Regions from separate parts of the Homo sapiens genome. Here region 2 is linked to region 1. Evidence: read pairs that join two places in POLR2A ChIA-PET (ENCODE). Cell type or tissue: endothelial cell of umbilical vein. All regions are shown on one strand. Links, peaks and the distances in the headings refer to the core of each region. The heading gives the core; the rest is flanking DNA. Region 1 overlaps TGFBR2 (transforming growth factor beta receptor 2). Region 2 has its middle 32 kb from the start of LINC01985.

Region 1 (2,915 bases), core at 311-2,810:
AGTATTTTAGGGACAGGTAATGAACAAAGAGATTATGTAATATAATGTTGGAGTTGGGTGGGGTGGGTGGGATGATTTTAGAAAGAAAAATAGACTTGGGGGATAGATAATGAAAGAGGCTGTCATTTCAGACATTTTAATCCTCTGAAAGAATACAAAAGAAAAAAAAAAGAAAACAAATCTTTCAGAATTGTTTGAAGTAAGAACAAGACAAGAGGAGGTGATTGGTGTGTTACTGTTCTACGAAAAAGGAGAAAAAGCTTCATGAAATCGCCATTCAGCAAGGACAGAACTGGAGATGGCTTCTCTTTTACAAAGAAATCTCTGTCCCAGGCTTTCAGTCTGTTTGGTGTTCATACAAGTGTTTGTGTGTTGTGTGGAAGGCGGGTGAAGGCGGGTGAAGGCGGTCCTGTTCAGGGCCCCCTTTGGTGAACACAGCAGGCAAAATACTCTCGTCATCCCCAGCCAAACTGGCCTGCAAGCACACTGACTTCCACATCCCTAGCATTTAGGCCTTTGAATAGAAGCTGACACGTAGCAGCCAGCTGAACAAGTATTTAATGAGGAGCAACACAACTCCAAGAAGGGCTCCTTAGTGTATTGTCAAGTTGCTGCAGCCTTGTGAGATGAAAAAAAAAAAAAAAAAAAAAGTGCAAATGAACCAAAAAGAAAGGGAAGGGGCTGGGGGAAGAAAGAGACAGAAAAAAAGGAGGCGTTGGAGAGACGGCTGAGGAGAGACCAGGATTGAAACGCTTCATTTTCCTGGATTTCAAGGGAGCACAGTCTGGAAAGCAGATATGAAAACTCGGGGGTACTGCTTTGGGGAAAACCATCAACAACTTTGCTGCCCTGTTACATTGGGACTACAGTCAAAACAGCAGCTGTGCACCAGATGCTGACTTTCCGAGGAATACCATTGCTGTCCCAGAGACCTGCCCTCTGAGGGTTGTGGAACTGGGAAGAGACAGGCAAGCGTAGTTTTCTCTTAAGAGCCTTTTGAGACAAATTAAAAGAAGCTGCGAGGGCCGGGCGGTTGCGGGTGGCTTCCATCAGTGAAAAGACTGCAGAGAGAGGTGGCGGGAGGGAGATGGAAGTAAGAGAAAGTCGTTCTCAAGCAGTGAAATAAAGAGGTTTTTTAGAAAAGATGCCGTTTGAGGCACTCAGGGAAATTCTGAGGTGTTCAGCCCCGTCTGTCTGGCTTCAGAAACAGTCTGAGGGTGAGACAAAGACTTGGTTTGATGAACTAATTCTGCTGTGTAGGCATATGTCTTGGGTGGAGTGCCTCCAACCCTGGAACAAGAATTTGAGTACTAGTAGTTTATTTGGGAAGAGATTGCAGGAAATGCCAGTAAGAGAATGAGGAAATGAGTCAGGAAAGGGAAGGAAACCAGTAAAGGATATCTTATCAAGTGGGTTACCACCATGGGCAACTGGAGTATAACTACGAGCAGAACACACACCTCAGTGTCATACCACCTGACTCAAAGGAAGCTGGGTGTTTTATCTTTCCAATTCCCATCAGTTTGCTGGAGGGCTGCTCCAGGCCGAGCTGGGAGGGTTCACTCCAGCCCTTCTGCCTGTTCCTCCTGGAGTTGGGCCAGCCTAACCGGAAGAGCCAGTGCAATGGGGTTGGGAGGTGGCGGTGCAGCTGGCCCTGCAGCATCACACTGAATAATTGTAGGGGGCATATGTGACTATTCTTATTTTGTGGATATAGGAAGTGAGGCACAAACTCTTGGCATCTCTTTTCTAAGTCCTCATATCTACTTTTTAAAGGAGTCAGGGCAAAAACAACAAATAATACTTACAATGCATATTGTTAGCTCTTCCACTTTTGAAGTGCTAAACTCAGTCATACTCTCTAAGCCTTCGCTTTTTCTCTTAGAGGCAATTCCAATTTTTTTTAAAAAGGTGGTTCTTGTTATAGGTTAGCCAGGTGTAACATTTTCTCTGGACTCAGCCCACACACTCCTGAACTTGCTTTTTATGCAGTTCTTCACAAGAGAGAGGCCCAAGGTCAAGCATCATTTGATCAAATGTGCAAAGAGGAACTGCATTAATTCTATTGCCAACTATGCCCCAATCTGATGCCTGTAGCTAAAATGAGATTCTCATCCTTACCTCACCTCCACCACCAGTCACATCTACTTCCCTAAACCCAGAAAGGACAAGTGTTTGGGTTTAATGTGGGTAAATAATACCAGCTAAGGAGAGGGCTGCTCTTTGTAATTGTTTTTTTGCATAGCTGGCTTAGAAATTACAAATAACAACCACCCAGCAGATCCCATAAGGTTCCCCTTCTCAAGGTTGTATGCTGAGGAGGGCCCCATCAAGGCAGGGAGGGACACACTTGTCACATTTGGGAAGGGCATGTTCATACCAGGGACTGCCCCAGCTGTACTTGCTCTGGTTAGGGGAGAAATCTCTGCAATGCTTGGCAGAGATGAGCAAGCATGAAAGCTTCCTAAAAAGGCAAAGGCAAATTTCTTCAGAGTAACAGTAATAAAGTGCACAATTCTAAATGCTCTTCCTGGAATCCAGTGTACTATTTGGGCCTCAGTTTTCTCAACTGTAAAATGAGGATGTTGGATCCCGTCTCTGAAGACCTTTTCAATATTCTTTGTCTGACTCATTTGAAACCCTTAAAATATGTTTAATAACTTGTGCTCTTTTTTCCTGTGTCAAAATGCATCTCACATTCCTTAAGAAGCATTTAGGGCAATGTTGCTCCAAGTGTGGTCTTTGGCAGGTGCTGGTCCTCAAACTCTCTGTTACAGATTTGCAATATAAGGACAGAAACCAAGATGTGTTTTGTGCCTTTAATAGCAGTTTGATGTTGCCACAACACTCAAGTGGGATTCATTTTTCTTGTAATTCATTTCTACTGTATTTTACCAAAGCCTTTATTCCCAATG
Region 2 (2,915 bases), core at 306-2,805, 190 kb before region 1:
GCCAAATCAAACTCTGGATCCAGGCAGACGCTATGTCTATAAGCAATTGTGTGATCTGCACTGTATTTGACAGATGAACTCCAAGTTCACTGATTGATGCAGCAACTTATCTGACCTGGAAAGCAAGAAGCAAGACTCAGGATGGGTAATCAGTTTAAGGAAGGGGAGAAGACATTCATAAAAGAAGTCTTCAGATTATTTTACTTTATTGTAAAATGTGATTGGGATTAGGGGTAGAGTGGCTGTTTTTTAGCTCACATTCATGTTTGTTGCAACAACAAAGTACAAGGCCATGCATTTAGTAGGTGCTCAACAAAAATTTCAAAGTGGTTGAAAAGTATTAGAAGGATCAGAAGTTAGAAACAAGGGAAAGAAGGAAGGAAAAAAGAGAATTTAAAACACTTCACTCTCCTAATAGACAAGCTGAATCATCAAAAGCAGGCAGATTCCCTAGTATCTTACAGAGAAGGATTGTGGCAGAGTTTTGGAAATAACCCACTTCTTTATGATCTGTCCTCCAAAGAACATTAATAAAAGAATATCTGAAAATAGTCTTTTCACACTGACCTTCATTTGTTCTAGATACCAAAAGCATGCAGAATTGGTATCCCACCAGCAGTGGGGCCCAGGCAGTGGAGAAAATGTGCGGAAAAGTTTATCCCTTTAGTGCCATCTCCAATTGAAGTGACTATTGCAGGCAACTCATTGAATGATTATTCTGACCCATTAATGTTTCAGACAGATGAAGGACTCTCTATAGTCATAAATAAAGTTGTTGTAGGGAATTTCTCGACCTCAGTCTAAAGATTTTTAAGTCTGTCTTCCAGCAGATGAGCTAGAATATTTTAGGGATGTCTTCCCTTTCCTGGAACTTAGAGTGAAAACATTTTCTTGGAACTGCTACAAAGTGGCATGTCTGGTTTTAAAGAGCAGAGACTTGGTCAACAGAAAGCCTTGGCTGGAAGTTTAGTCCTACCACTTACTAGCTGTAAGTCTTTGAGCGGCATTTATCTAATGTATCCAAGACTCAGTTTCATTTGGCATAAAATGAGGATAATAATGGTACCTATTTTATAGTGTTGTTAATGGCATTACAGAGATAGCATATGAAAAAGGTGGACTAGGTACAGACTCTCAGCAAGTGACAGTTTATTTCTTCCTTTCTTTATTGGGGGTACTTTTATCATATTTTTATCACCTAGCAGTGTCTGTCAGGAATACCTGAGATCATTCTCAGGATTTATTGGCCTTTATTTAACAGACACAAGTAAAGTGATAAACCATAAAAAGTCAGCGTGGATTTAGGGTAGTAATGTTAATATAAAACCTGTATCTTAATGCTACCCAAGAGTCAAAGTTGTAAGATTAGGAATAATTACCAATGAGTTAAATAGGAATGTGGTCTGTCTCTCTCTAGCTCCTTCCTCCTACTCTCTGTCTTAGTGTGCTCAGGCTGCTGTAACAAAATACTGTCAAGTGGGTAACTTAAACAAAAGACATTTATTTCTCACCATTCTGTTGGCTGGGAAGTCCAAGTTCAAGGTGTCAGCAGACTCAGTTCTTGGTGAGGGGTCTGTTACTGGCTTGCAGATGGCTGCCTTCTTATTGTATTCTCACATGGAAAAGAGAGAGAAAGAGAGCTCTGACCTTTTCCTCTTCTTATAGGGTTACTAATCCCATCATGGGGGCTTTATTCTCATGATGTCATCTAAGCATAATGAACTTCCAAAGGCACCACCTCCTAATACCATCATATTGGTGGCTAGAGCTTTAATATATGAATTTTGGAGGAAACAAACTTCAGTCCATAACATCTTCTCTTCTCCCTCATTATCCCACCTCTGCTTGCTCCTTCTCAATATCTGAGAATCCATTTAGTTAGCAAACACCATTGCTATAGGAAAGAGAAAGATAAGAACAATTATATAGGCTAACAAGAATTTTTTTGCCATATATAAATAGCAATCTTTGGTTTTATTTTGTTTTGTTTTTTTGAGACAGAGTCTTGCTGTCACCCAGGCTGGAGTGCAGTGACACAATCGTGGCTCTGCAGCCTCAACCTCCTGGGCTCAATCCATCATCCCACCTCAGCCTCCCAAGTAGCTGGGGCTACAGGTGTGCATCACCATGTAGGGCTAATTTTTATATTTTCTGTAGAGACAGTGTTTCGCCATGTTGCCCAGGCTGATCTCGAACTCCTGAACTCTAGCAATCCACCTGCCTTCGCCTCCCGAAGTGCTGAGATTACAGGCATGAGCCATTGCACCCAGCTGAGTGGCAGCCTTAATATATTACAAGACTCTAGACGGGCTATCTATATACCAGTGGAAAAATGCATGCAAATCAAATATTCTAAAATCAAAATCTTTGTTTTGCTTTAATGGTTTATAACTAGTAAATCTACAAAGCAAGCTAACAGAGGTATCTAGAAATGTATTTTTTTACTTGCTTATCCTGGGGGTTTTACCAAAACATTATATTATTTAAAGTGGCTACATATTTCAGTTATATTCTGTGGCTAGGTATTTCAATTACTGAACTGCCAGGTTTTACACTACAGAGAACAGATCAAGAAACTTTTTCTATAAAGGGCCTGATAGTAAATATCTTAGGTTTCGTGGGCCATGTGGTCTTTGTCACAACTAATCAACTGTCCTGTCATAGAACCAAAAGTAGCCACAGCGAATATATAAGCATAGCTGTATTCCAATAAAACTACATTTTTGACACAATCTTGAGTTTTATATAGTATTGCATGTCCCAAAACATTATTTCTATTTTGATTTTTTTAATCCATTTAAACATGTTAAAACCGTTCTTAGCTCCTGAATCTTACAAAGACAGATAGTAAGCTGGATCTAGCTAACACCTACTCTACAGAACGTACCATGCTAATTTAAGCTTCTGAAATTATT

Evidence for each region. Peaks named below come from ENCODE experiments on the same cell type or tissue, not always from the same donor. Only the 100,000 strongest peaks of a DNase experiment are listed, where the experiment ranks them.
Region 2: POLR2A ChIA-PET joins it to region 1 with 10 read pairs; 2 of 35 experiments call an interaction of 5 or more read pairs at or near these places.

The regions. Positions count from the first base shown.
Region 1 is chr3:30,680,532-30,683,446 of GRCh38, forward strand. The region is part of intron 5 of TGFBR2 (transforming growth factor beta receptor 2); the gene reads left to right. Among named protein-coding and RNA genes, the nearest start is that of TGFBR2, 75 kb to the left of the region's middle. In endothelial cell of umbilical vein, for the core only: no CTCF peak of the experiment used is centred there; DNase peaks (open chromatin) are centred at 490 and 1,510; H3K27ac peaks cover 2,500 bases.
Region 2 is chr3:30,485,658-30,488,572 of GRCh38, forward strand. No RefSeq gene overlaps it. Among named protein-coding and RNA genes, the nearest start is that of LINC01985, 32 kb to the right of the region's middle. In endothelial cell of umbilical vein, for the core only: no CTCF peak of the experiment used is centred there; no DNase peak of the experiment used is centred there.